2 separate regions of the Homo sapiens genome follow, and region 1 is linked to region 2. Evidence: chromatin contacts called from ENCODE Hi-C or POLR2A ChIA-PET data. All regions are on one chromosome and are shown on one strand. Each heading gives the region's core, a stretch centred on a gene start or an enhancer-like site at or near the end of the contact. The rest is flanking DNA. Distances are from core to core; before and after follow the strand shown. Region 1 holds the start of MSLN (mesothelin). Region 2 holds the start of ANTKMT (adenine nucleotide translocase lysine methyltransferase).

Region 1 (5,759 bases), core at 3,081-5,580, 40 kb before region 2:
CCGCCCCGCGCTGGCCCCAGCCCCTACCCAGCAGGCCAGAGCCGCAGGCAGCAGCCGCTGTCGCTCGGGAGCCCCCCTCGGGAGCAGGTCCACATTGGCCTTCGTGATGCGGGAGAAGAAACGGGTGCAGGCCTGGGGCCCCGAGAACGCATCTGGGCTGTGAAGAGAGGGTGCTGGGGACAGGCCGCACTGATCACACCCGTCCCCACCCTGAGAGGCAGCCCGGCCGGCCTCCACATCTCTGCTGTGGCCTGGGATCCGAGGCAAGGGGCAGGGGGTTGGGGGCTGAGGGCTGGCGGCAAAAGCCGGGGGGGTGGGTTCAGGGGGCAGGGCCTACTTGAGGAATAGCAGCAGGTCCAATGGGAGGGCGTCCAGGTCCTCGGGGGGCTCAGAGAGCCGGTGAGCCAGACAGCGCAGCTGCAGGGGCAGGGAGTCCAGCACAGAGCGTTTCGAGCCGCCACTCACATGGTGGGCCAGGGTCGCCTGGCCAGTCTGCCCACCACAACACACCCCTGCCCTGGCCACGAGAATCTGTGGAAGTGGATCTCTGGCCGCCTGCAGCGCTGCCCTGGGGGATGGGGGCTCCCGTGCCTGGCTCCGCTCCCCTTCCCCAGATCTCACCCACTCCCCCGAAAAAGATTCACCCTTGGGGCAGAGCCTGGAGGGCTGCCCACGGCGCTCCAGGAGGGGGCCCAGCACACAGCGTCATATCAGACTTGCTCCTGGGGAGCCAGCCCCTGACGTGGACAGGCACCCCAGTGGTCAGCTTGGGTGGCCAGAGGAACTCTGGGAAGAACTGGCCGGGGAGAGATGGCAGCAGGGACAGAGGGGACCGTGGTGGCAAGGTGGGCACTGCAGAGCTGCCTGTGAATTCCTCAGCCCCAGCTGTGCCCACCTGCCTCAGCCCAACTGAGACTGACCTGCTCTGTTGAGAGCTTGACATTCTTCTGTGCCAAGGCCACAGCCAGCTCCCGGACACGCTCCGTGCTCAGGCCGGACACCTCCGCACACGGGAAGCCAAGGAGTTGGCGAGGGGAGAGGCTGCAGGAAGGGTCGGGCTGGGCACCCACGATCGCCCCTCCCCTGCAATGTCCACCCAGTGCTCCCCAAGCCCCACAGCCCCACCTCTCCCCAAAGGACCCTGGTGCTCCCTGCAGACCTCCCCCCAAGACCAGGTGACGCCCTCAAGGGCCGGGAGTTGCCATCACCTGAGGGGTGTCAGTCCCTCCCGCAGTCCTGAGCCCAGTCAGATCTGAGGTGGAGCAGAGGAGGAAGGGGGAGGGGATGCTGGGGGATGGGGTGCCCTGCCCACCCTCAGTCCCGAGGGCCCCTCGAGCCTCACCCTTGAGGACTGTGAGGACCCCAGACCCACCTGGAAATGTTAGGTGGGTTGGCCAGGACTCCGTCCAGGGGCGCAGCCTCCTGGGGACACAGGGCCTGCTGAACATGGCTCAGACCAGCTCTCTGGAGCAGGAGTTCCCAGGTCCCGCTACCCCTGGGCCAGGTACTCCCCGAGTTCAGCTACTTCCCAGGCCTGGCTGTGTCTCAGACCCATGGGCTTGGCTGCTTCTCATCCATCTACTTCCCAGACCCAGCTGCAATTTCAGCTCTGCCGCTCCCTGGACCTGGCTGCTCCCAGGCCAGTCACATGCAGGTCCAGGTGCCCCTTTGCAAGCAAGGACCGTGGAAACTGGCAAGCACCGTGGATACGTGACAGAGAGAACACAGCATGGCACCCCCACCTGGGACCTGAAGACCCTCCCCTGTTTCCCCAGAGGGGACCTTACCTGCCCTGTCTCTCCAGCCAGGGTCCTCGAGGGCTGCACCCATCCTAAAGGGGCAGAGGGGACAGCTTGGGGGAGGGGGCGGGCCTCTGGGCTGTGCCCTGACCCAGGGGAGGAAGGAGGCAGAGCCTGGCCGCCCCCACAGCCAGCCCTGTGCACACCCCAAAGAGAAGCCAGTGGCTCAGGCCCATGTACCCCGTGACATCACAGTCCCCCAGGCACAGGGGTCGGGACTCCACCAGGGAGCCCGGCCTTCCACATCTTTCCCTGAGACCCGGCTGCTTGGCCGGTCAGACCACCCATCCCACAGACATCCCCACTGTGTCCTGAGCCCCATCACTCCCTGGCTGGATCTCCAGCTCCAGTCACCTCTGGGGGCAGAGACTGCTGCTGAGACGTGGCCACCACAGGCACTCCAGGGAGAAGGCAGGGGCAGGCAAAGCCTTGCTGGGGGCCTGGCCCCCAAGGCCCCTGGGCCGTCCCCACCTCACCAGCAGCCCCATCAAGTACGCACCGAGGCTGAAGAGCAGGAACAGGAGGCTGCCGAGGGCGGGGGTCCCACAGGACCCCAACAGGGGTCGAGCCGTTGGCAAGGCCATGGTCTGTGTCTGTGGAGGGCAGTGACTCAGGATGGGACCCCCTGCTCCCACCCCACGCCTCTGTCCTGGGCCAGCCTGGGGCCACATGGGCCCAGGAGGGGCTCCCAGAGCAAACTTCTGTGGTACCTGCAGCTTGTGTCCGCACCCTGGCCCTGCCCTCCAGCCACTGAGCCCTCTGTCCCCTGGACTGGCTCCTCCTGTCCAGGGGAGGGGCTGGGTCTGAGATCCCGGTCCCCAGCCCAGACAGCCCAGGAGTCAGTTGGCGCCCACCCCTCTCCCAGAAGGGCAGGGCAGTGTGAGCAGAGCTTAGATCAAGCAACCGGGGCCGCCGCCCACTTGGGCTGGCCTGAGTCTCCCCACTCTCGCACAGGAGGACGAGCAGCCCCGTCGCCTGGATGTGGCTCCCTTCCCTCTCCCCTGCCCTCAGCTGCAGGTGCCTGGGCTTTGTGAACACCCCAGGCTCTGCCAGGCAGACAACACCCTTGAGGCAGGAGGGGCACTGCGGGCACAGAGGCCACCGCCCCTTCCCACCCAGCAGCGTCTTTTTGGGCCACTTGGCCTCTCTGAGCCCATTTTCAGGTGCAGTCCAGGTGGGGCGGGGCTGGGCCAGTGAGCAGCCTGGGGAGCCCCTTGTACTCTCTAGGGTGGGGCCTGTGGGCCACTGTGGGGTGGGGAAGTGGGTGGGGAGACCCTCCCTGAACAAGAATTGTCCTCCTGGGGTAGGGGTGGGGCTCGCAGAAGAGGGAACTGGCTTCTACACTCACCCCTTTCAGGGAGGCCACCATGGCGGAGTAGAATAGAGCTGCCTCCTGAAAACCTTGGCCCAGGCCCGGTGGGTCCACCCACAGCTCAGAAATGGGGGTCACACGCTCATGCTCAGCAGCCCCATCCACAGGCAGAGCCTGCCTGGTCGGCCCGGCCACTGGGGAATGTCGCGGGGAGGCACACAGCCTCCGGGTGACAGACTCTACTCCCCCAGGCCCCAGAGGAAGTGGGGAGGCCCCTGAGGCTCTGAACACCTTGAGAAGGTGGAAGAAAACAGACCCCCCCCACAGCCAGAAAATGGGCAGTGAGTGGGACCCCCAGCCCTTGGGGTGCGTGAAGCCAGGAGGGAAACGTGGCCATCGGATCACAGGGGACCTGGGCACTCCCCACCCCAGCTCCATGTGACCCAAGGACCTCAGCACCTGGGATGGGGGCTCCCCGAGAGCCCGGCCCTTCCTGCTCTGAGGGGCCTCTGCAGGCCATGGGGGGCCCTGGAATCTGCATCCTTTACACCTGCAGGAGAGCTGGGCTGGGGCCGTGGAGGCACCTGCACTGCCTTAGGACTGCCGCTTCCAAACAAATGGGTCTGCGTGTGCCCTGCGGGGTGAAATCTGCGTCCAGCTGAAGCCTGACCATCGCTCTGGTGCTGGAAGCCCGGCCTGGGGCGGCCCCAGTTCTCCAGATGGAAGGTGCAGATTCCATCCACACCACAACAGGAAGAGCTCAAAGGTTGTTACTTACAGATCCCAGGGAGGGAGGCACCGTGGGTCCACCGGTAGCTCTCTGTCCGCGCGTCACAGCAGACGGGAGTGGCCGGCCAGGCAGAAAGAGGAGTGCGTGGCGCTGGCAGCGCCCATGAGGAACAGGACAGCCCCTTTCAGATCGCGGGCCAATGCCCACACGTGGGCCTCTAAAGGGCGATGTGAAAGGGGAAGCCCAGCCCCCAGGCCTCTGAGGCCTTCTGCGCAGTTGGGTAGGGAGCTTTACCCCTAACGCCCGGGCAGCCCCCAGCCCTCCAGGTCCCGAGTGGCCCCTCCCAGGTCTCAGTGGGCCCTGCCCAGGGTAACTCTGATGTGCAGGGTGATTGGCCACACCTGAGCCTCCTCTGCCTCGGTTTCCTCAATTGGGAAGTGGGGGTGGAGAGCCTGGCAGCCTCCCGGGCCGTCAAAGGGAACAAATGACGGCTTTGCCCGGGGCAGCAGGGAGTGGTGGCGCCTCACGCCCCAGGAATGTGTGGGTGGAGACCCCGCACAGGAGCCTTGGACAGGCAGCGGGCCAGGCCTGGGGGAGGAGGGATGCCCAGGAAGGCAAAGCTGCCCTCGGTGGGCGAGGGTGGGAGCCCGGGCCCAGGTTTCACGGCTGCCCTGGGTGGGTGTGGGGCATGTGTAGGAGCCCGGGCCCAGGTTTCATGGCTTCCCTGGGTGGGTGTGGGGCGTGGGTGGGAGCCTGGGCCCAGGTTTCACGGGATCCCACTCTGATTCTCAGGTGCTGAAACCCAGGGAGCACTGGCCCCCCCAGTCGCAGGTCAGCAGGCTCTGGATGGTGGCCACGCAGCCCAGACAGGACTCCCGGGAGCACAAGCCTGACCCCCAGTGCAGTGTGGGCCTCGCAAGGCTGTGAGCCGTCCGTCTCAGGGCTGTGGGAGCACACAGGTCAGGGAGGCAGGACGGGGCCCAGCTCCAGGCACACGCACACCCCTTTCTCGCAGGGTCGACTGGAACAGAGCTGCCCCCGGGCGCTCTCTGGCCTGGCGAAGTGGGAGCTGTCTTCCCTACGCATCTGGGCTGGCTGCCTGCTGCTGATGGAAGAGCTGCTCCTCCTGACCTGGGGCCACAGAAGCCCCCTCCCTGCCCCTGAAACCCCTCCCAGCATGTCGTGAGCTCTTATCCCCAGTACGGAATCTGCCTCCGCTATGAACACCTGCAAAGGTTTGTGTGCTGAACGGAGGTGTGCGCGGCGGTCATCTCTGGTCTCTCCACAGAGTGGGTTTTCTATCGTGACTCGCGGTGGAATCGGACCTTCACGCACACAGAATTCAGCAAGGCTGCCAGGTGTAAGCGTCAACTTACAAATGTCAAGAAGGGATTAAGGGCCTTTTAAAAACTCCCTTCCGCAGAGAACAACTGAAAAATTCCAGACACTCTTGTAGCAAACCAGTTACCCAAGGGCTCTGGGGAGGGGACAGAAGGCAGCCGGCTTGGGCGGGAACTCACAGGTAAAGGGAGAGGCCAGCTCCGAGTGGCGTTCCCTTTGTGTCCACACAGCTTTGCTCTGAAGGAGCCGCAGGTTGGCTGCGGGGCTGTGAAGTGGCCCAGGCTGCCACGGACACCCACAACTTTCCCGGCCAAAGGCCAAAGGAAACCAAGGAAGGAGCCCAGAATACTCAGGGCCCAGAGCTCGAGGAGAGGCCTGAGCCGGAGGAGCCAAGGAGGCGCCCACGTGCCCAGCTGAGCCCTGAACTGAAGGAGCCGAGGAGGGTCCAGGAAGAGCTCGGAGGGCCCCGTAGACACGGCTGAGCCCTGAACAGGAGCCTCAGAGGGGCCCATGTGCCCGGCTAAGCTCTGAACCAGCCGACTGCAAGCTGCGGACAATGATGAAAACGCGCTGTGGC
Region 2 (5,666 bases), core at 1,065-3,564:
GGCACACCCGTGTGGGGGTGGCATCCCTGTTGATGCTGGAGTCACTGTCTGGGCTGGCCTTGTGGTTTAGCCCTCCCCCAGCAGCCAGCAGACCCCCTGGGCCCGGGCTGTCCCTATACACGGATGGCTCCAAGGCCTGGGGGGGGCGCCACAGGAGCACGGGGGGGGCCCATGCCTCCCTCACTCACTCCCAGGTGTCCCCTCCCGGCTCTGGGAACCTGACTCAGCACGGTCACGTCTGTCCCTGTGTCACCATGCCAGCTCTCAAAACCACTCCTCCTTTCCTCTCCCCTCACAGGGGCCTGGACGCTGCATCCTGGGCCCAGATCCACCAGAAGCTCCGGGACTTCTCCCGCAGCACCCAGGTAGGAGGCAAGGGCTGGCCCAGGCCCATCCTCACGCCATGCCCCAGCTCATGGCTTACATCCCCATGCCAGGCAGAGCTGGAACGGGAGCGGGCACAGCTGCTGGTCCGGGCCACGATGGCTGAAGAGCAACTTTCTGAGCTACAGGAGTACGTGGACCAGCACCTGGGCAGGTGGGCAGAGGGAGCTGGGTGTGACCCCAGGGCCCTGGTCTGGTTGGAATGAAGGATGATGGCTGCCTCAGGCGCTAAAAGCAGACCTGTCCACAGCTGGGCAAGTCACTTAAGCATGGTTCCTCTGAGCAGGTACAAGCACGAAATCCTGAGGCTGAGGAAGCTGGCAGGTGCAGGGGACCCCTGGAAAGTGGGGGCTGTGCCTCCAGCCAAGCCCCAGCATCCAAGGACCGGCAGCCACTAGGCCGTCTCCCAAGGAGCAGAGCAGAGCAGAGCTCCTCAGCCAGCACAGAACCCTCCCACCCAGCCCCCCATAAAACATGAGTCAGGATAGAACCCACAGAGTCTTTATCGTGTCTAATACTCAGCTGGCCTGAGAAATAAGGCCCCCCGGGATGGGGGCAGAACTAGGTCCGGGGGCAGCCTGGATGGGTATCCGCGAGGAGGCGGCCTCCCCAGCCTGCCCACCCTCAGGAACATCATAAGCCCATACTCGGTCCAGGCCCTCGCCAACCGCGGTCACAGGCTGCCAGGTGGGGAGTGGGAAGCGCCCAGACACCACGCGGGCCCCAGCAGGCAGCTCTGTCCGCAGCTTGTCCTCCAGCAGCGGGAGCTGAGGGAGAGAACAGCAGAGTAGAGGGGGCGGGGGCGGGGCCGGTAGAAAACAGCCGCGCTCACCCCCCTAGCCCCAAGCCTAGCACCCACCAGGCAGGCCCAGGCCTCAGAGCAGCAAACACCCTGGGGTGTGGCTGGGGCTTCCCAGCGGGGCTGGCAACCCCGCACCTACCACGCTAGGGGCCAGGAACACAGACACGTTGCGGCAGTCCCTCAGGCTCACCTGCCGGAAGAGAAGTCGCCCCGGCCGGGGAGAGGCCTGGTGGGCACCGGGTCATCGCAGCTTCCGAGTCCCGGCCCCCAGCCCTCGCAGGTGTCAGCCGCACCTTGGGCTGTCAGCGGGTGGCCAGGGATCCCCAGGTTACCTTCCAGAGATCCTTGCGGCGATAGCAGACGCTGCCGGCACAGCCGGCCCTCCAGGCGTGCAGCCGCGCCAGCGCCACCAGCCAGGGGTTCAGCTCGTAGCCCACGGCCGGGCGGAGGCCGCACCTGTGGGCCGCCAGCACCTGTGGGCACCGAGAGTGTGGGAACCAGGATGTGGGCAGGGGCGCCCGCCAGCAGGTGGGCGGTGTGGGGCGGCGAAGACCCAGACGCAGGCACTTACGATCCTGCCGTCGCCAGAGCCCAGATCCACCGTTTTTCCGGGGCGTCCTCGCAGCAGCGACAACACGTGCTCCACCTGCCGCGCGCTCGCGCCGACGTAGGGCACCTGGACCGGGTGGCGGCGAGAGTCCACTGGCCGCTCCCGCCCCGCCCGCAGCCCGGCCCGAACTACCACACGGCGGGGCGGAGCTCACCCCGGCCACGCCCAGACCTTGAGACCCTGAGCGGCAGCCGAGCTCCCCTGCCCGGCCTGGCCCCGCCCCGCACCTGCAGCCGCAGCGGCACGCGCCGGAAGCCGGGCTGGAGCAGCAGCGCCCACACCGCGTAGGCTGCCAAGCCCGAGCCGGCCGCCGCCTGCAGCAGCTCCAGCGCGCCCAGCCGCCGCTCGCGCAGCTCCGTCAGCGCCTCGACCGGGTCGTCCTGCTCCATGGCTGCGGGACGCGCGGCTCGTCCGCCCAAGGTCCTTCCCGGCTCGGGTCCGCGGCCCTCGCAGCCTGGCCTGGGGCTGGCGGTGTGCCCTCTGCCTCCTGCCGGGAGCCGCCGCGCGACACCGGAAGTGGCCGGCAGAGCCTGCGCGGTCGGTCCGTGGCGCTGTGCGCTCCGCCCAGCCCGGCTGCCCTCCCGCGGGTTCCGGCGAGCTGCAGCCTCGGGGGCTCTGCCCCGCCGCGTCCGGCTCCAAGCCTGCGAGGGTCGGCTCCGTTGGTCCGCTCTGCGGACCGCCGTTTGCGGCCTGTGCTGGCTGCTGGCGACCCGCGGAAGGGGACAGGCAGGCCCTGCCCTGGGGGAGCGCACGTGCCGGCGGGAGTCGGGATACACCCGGCGATCTCACGGGCTAGAGCCCCAGGGAAACGGGGCTGCGCGTCTTTGTCGTGGAATGAAGGGAAGTCTGCCTTGGAGAGGGGCGGTCCTGGCCCCAGAACCAGCCGGGGGCTCGCGTGGGGCGGCTGGAGCCCAGGGAGCCGGTGGGAAAGCGGCTCCCCGGGATGAGACAGCGTCCAGGCGCCAGCACCCCCATGACTCTGCCTCGGGGAGACTGCTGGGGGCGCTCCGCTGACTCGGACACCCAGCGCCAGCCAGAGCCCGGGAGGACATCCTTCCATTTCCCTCCTACAGCCTGAGCGATGAGCCCCAGTGGGCGGTGAAGGGATGGGGGGTGGGGTCTGAGGGAGAAGGGCATGGAGGAGGGGCTGACACGGAGGAGAGCTTGAGCAGGCCCAAGAAGACAGATGCTGGCTCTCAGGCGAGTGTGGTGGGAGGAAAGCCGGATGTCACAGGCGGGGGCCTCTGGCACCTGCCAGCTACAGGGAAGGCAGACAGCCCCGGGAGTGGGGAGATCACCTTCCTTCTCCAGAAAACAACACACAAAAAGACTGAGTTCCTGGAGGTGACCTTGTGAAGCTGGGGGTGGGAAGCGCAAGTGGAAGAGCCGAGCTCTGGGTCAGGCAGCTGGGCCACGACCTCCACACCCAGGGTAGGGCTGAACACCCGTGAATGTCGGGGGTTGTCTATGCGTGCCCTGGCCTAGCTCCTCCTTAGCCATCCGTGGCTGGGGTCTAGAGCCCCTGCAGGGACAGAGGCTGCTTCCAGACATGGGTATGCCGCAGACCACAGCCCCCAGCTCCCAAGTGCAGAGTCTCACAGGCCTGCCCACGTTGGCCCCAGCCCCACCCAGCTCAGCGTGTCCTGTCTCCTGGGGGCCTGGAACGGCCCTCCCAGGAAAGGAAGGGTGTATGTACACTGAGCTCTAGGGGGAGCTGACAGCGCCCATTCCTGTCCTGCTGCCTGCATTATTCCCTGCACCTAGAGCAGTTACCTAGGAGGCTTACTGGATGAATGCACCTAATTGGACTCTAGCGTGCACTCTCCACTCTTCTTTTTTTTTTTTTTTTTTTTTTTTTTTTTTTTTTGAGACTTGAGTCTCGCTCTTTCGCCCAGGTTGGAGTGCAGTGGCGCAGTCTTGGCTCACTGCAACCTCTGCCTTCCAGGTTCAAGTGATTCCTCTGCCTCAGCCTTTTGAGTAGCTGGGATTACAGATGCATGCCACCATGTCTGGCTAATTTTTTGTGTTTTATTAGAGACGGTTTCACCATGTTGGCCAGGATGGTCTCCATCTCCTGACCTCATGATCTGCTTGCCTGGGCCTCCCAAAGTGTTGGGATTACAGGCGTGAGCCACTGCGCCCAACCTCCCCACTCCTCTCCCGTCCACACCAGGCACTCTGCTGCTTGGCCTTTGGGCACTCTGCAGCCACCTGTACCTGTGTGAACTGGCACTTGCCTGGCGGTGTCTGTGATCCACAGGCCCCAGGCTCCTGTAGCTCCTGCCCACCTGCTCACCCACACTGTCTCCCTATCTCCCATGCCACTTTGGCCACCTGTCCCCAGGGCAGGCATGAAGCCCCTGGTCTAATGCTCCAAGACCCATTTGGGCACCGTGGTGCTCCTGTGGCCCTGTGTCTCATGAGAAGACAGCTGGTTGCAAAGCCAGGGCTTTCTCTGGGAGGGTCTGTAGGTGCAAGGCTCAGGCACTTCCTGAGACAGGTAGGTAGAAGCCAGGGTTCGGCCAGGGCCCAGCCCAGGGTGTTTGTGAACAGGTGGACTTGGGTGTGGCTGAAAAGGAGAGGTTGTAGGAAGCTGGCCAGAGAATCAGGGCAAGTGCCAAAGGTAAGGGGGTTGCTCGGCCCACGGGAAAGCCTCTCCAAGACAGGAGTGGAGGAGGCGGTGCAGGAGGGCACACGGGCTACCTCCTTTTCTAGTGTTTGCAGAAGTGTTTGGGCTGGGGGCAGATGGATGTAAGGCTATGGGCCCCAGGGAGTGGTCAGGGCTGAAGATGAAAAAGTGGAGGTTGTCCAAGGGTTATTGGAGGCTGCCCCAGAGGAGCGGTCCTGTGCCTGAGCCCTCAGCGTGCCACAGTTGGGAGAGGAGAGAAGCAGCAAGGAACCTGAGGAGGGGCAGAAGGTGGGAGAACCCCCACAGTGCATGACACCCAGTGGCTGCGCTCCTCACCCATCCTCATCAGCCCTGCGGCAGGCAGGTGATCTGTGTGAAAGGGTAAGTCTCTTGCACGTGCAGTGGAAGTCCCAGGGCGGCGCTGGAGGTGACCCCCCTCCCCAGGTGTCCACAGAGGGCATGGCACTCATCAGGCATCTGCATCCGCTAACCTAGAGAAAGGACCGTGTTTGTGGGCCCTGCACAGCTGTGTCCCTCACACAGCCTCAGTTTCCCCCTTGAAAGCTGGGGGCTTCATCTGCCTGGGCAGGGCCTCTGGCCTCCACCCCCACCCCGGCCCAGGCGAGAATGGAAAGCCATTTCTGGGGCTCAGCCCAGGGGTCCCTGGCCCTTGAGCCATGGCTGTCTCTTTCCCAGGATCCGAGGGGTTGGGGTGAGAGGAGGCAGCTCACACAGGGCCAGGTGTCCTGGAACACCCCCACCCAGGGGCTTTTAGCCTCGGAGCCTTGGGCTGTGGCTGTCCCAAACCTCACTGGCCCTTTATGCGGCTGAAAGGCCGAGGAGGAAGGCGGAGACAGTGACAATGGGGCCAGTGGCGGGAAACGGTCCTTAGAGACCCCATTGTGCACCCCGCCCGCCGGAAACAGGCAACAAGCAGGACCCTGCAGAGGGGACCCCACACCCTTCGGGCTCCTCGCCACGTCTGGATGCTCAGCACGTCGAAGGGGCCTGAGGACAGAGGGGCCCATTCTTCCCCAAGGGCGGGACGGGGCCAAGGATGACTCTGCGGGCTCACAGCAGCCATGGGGGAAGTCGGCACCCTGCCAGCCTGCAGCCCCTTCCCTCACAGGCCTGGCTCAGAGCCGGAGCGCTGTGCGCCCGCCTGCCCCCACCGTACCCGAGGGACCCTATGCCCCTCTGCCCCTTTCCTCTCCTGCTGAGCCCCAGAAGCACCTGGCACG

Evidence for each region. A loop is a pair of places that touch in the nucleus more often than their neighbours do. ChIA-PET counts read pairs that join two places held with the same protein, here RNA polymerase II (POLR2A). Pooled maps may share reads with other maps.
Region 1: POLR2A ChIA-PET joins it to region 2 with 7 read pairs in HCT116. The contact joins the promoter of MSLN here to the promoter of ANTKMT in region 2. A Hi-C loop is called at or near these places in 1 of 37 single-sample maps with no recorded cell type and 1 of 50 pooled maps. POLR2A ChIA-PET finds 5 or more read pairs at or near these places in 15 of 52 experiments (AG04450, BJ, H1 and 10 more).

The regions. Positions count from the first base shown.
Region 1 is chr16:759,305-765,063 of GRCh38, reverse strand. It overlaps MSLN (mesothelin), which reads right to left and starts at 4,330. Exons shown (of 18, transcript NM_005823.6): 1 at 4,243-4,330; 2 at 3,890-3,991; 3 at 2,299-2,392; 4 at 1,788-1,831; 5 at 1,373-1,422; 6 at 921-1,041; 7 at 338-417; 8 at 28-157. The coding sequence starts at 2,383. RefSeq lists enhancers at 4,374-4,392, 4,558-5,083 and promoters at 4,374-4,392, 3,914-4,394, 3,900-5,749.
Region 2 is chr16:717,794-723,459 of GRCh38, reverse strand. ANTKMT (adenine nucleotide translocase lysine methyltransferase) reads right to left here and starts at 2,314. Exons shown (of 5, transcript NM_023933.3): 1 at 2,024-2,314; 2 at 1,758-1,862; 3 at 1,519-1,659; 4 at 1,326-1,376; 5 at 870-1,151. The coding sequence starts at 2,185. The coding sequence ends at 903. It overlaps METRN (meteorin, glial cell differentiation regulator), which reads right to left. Exons shown (of 4, transcript NM_024042.4): 4 at 3,805-5,666. It overlaps CCDC78 (coiled-coil domain containing 78), which reads left to right. Exons shown (of 14, transcript NM_001378030.1): 12 at 299-365; 13 at 438-538; 14 at 671-878. The coding sequence ends at 782. RefSeq lists a silencer at 1,754-2,673 and enhancers at 2,324-3,030, 3,031-3,738.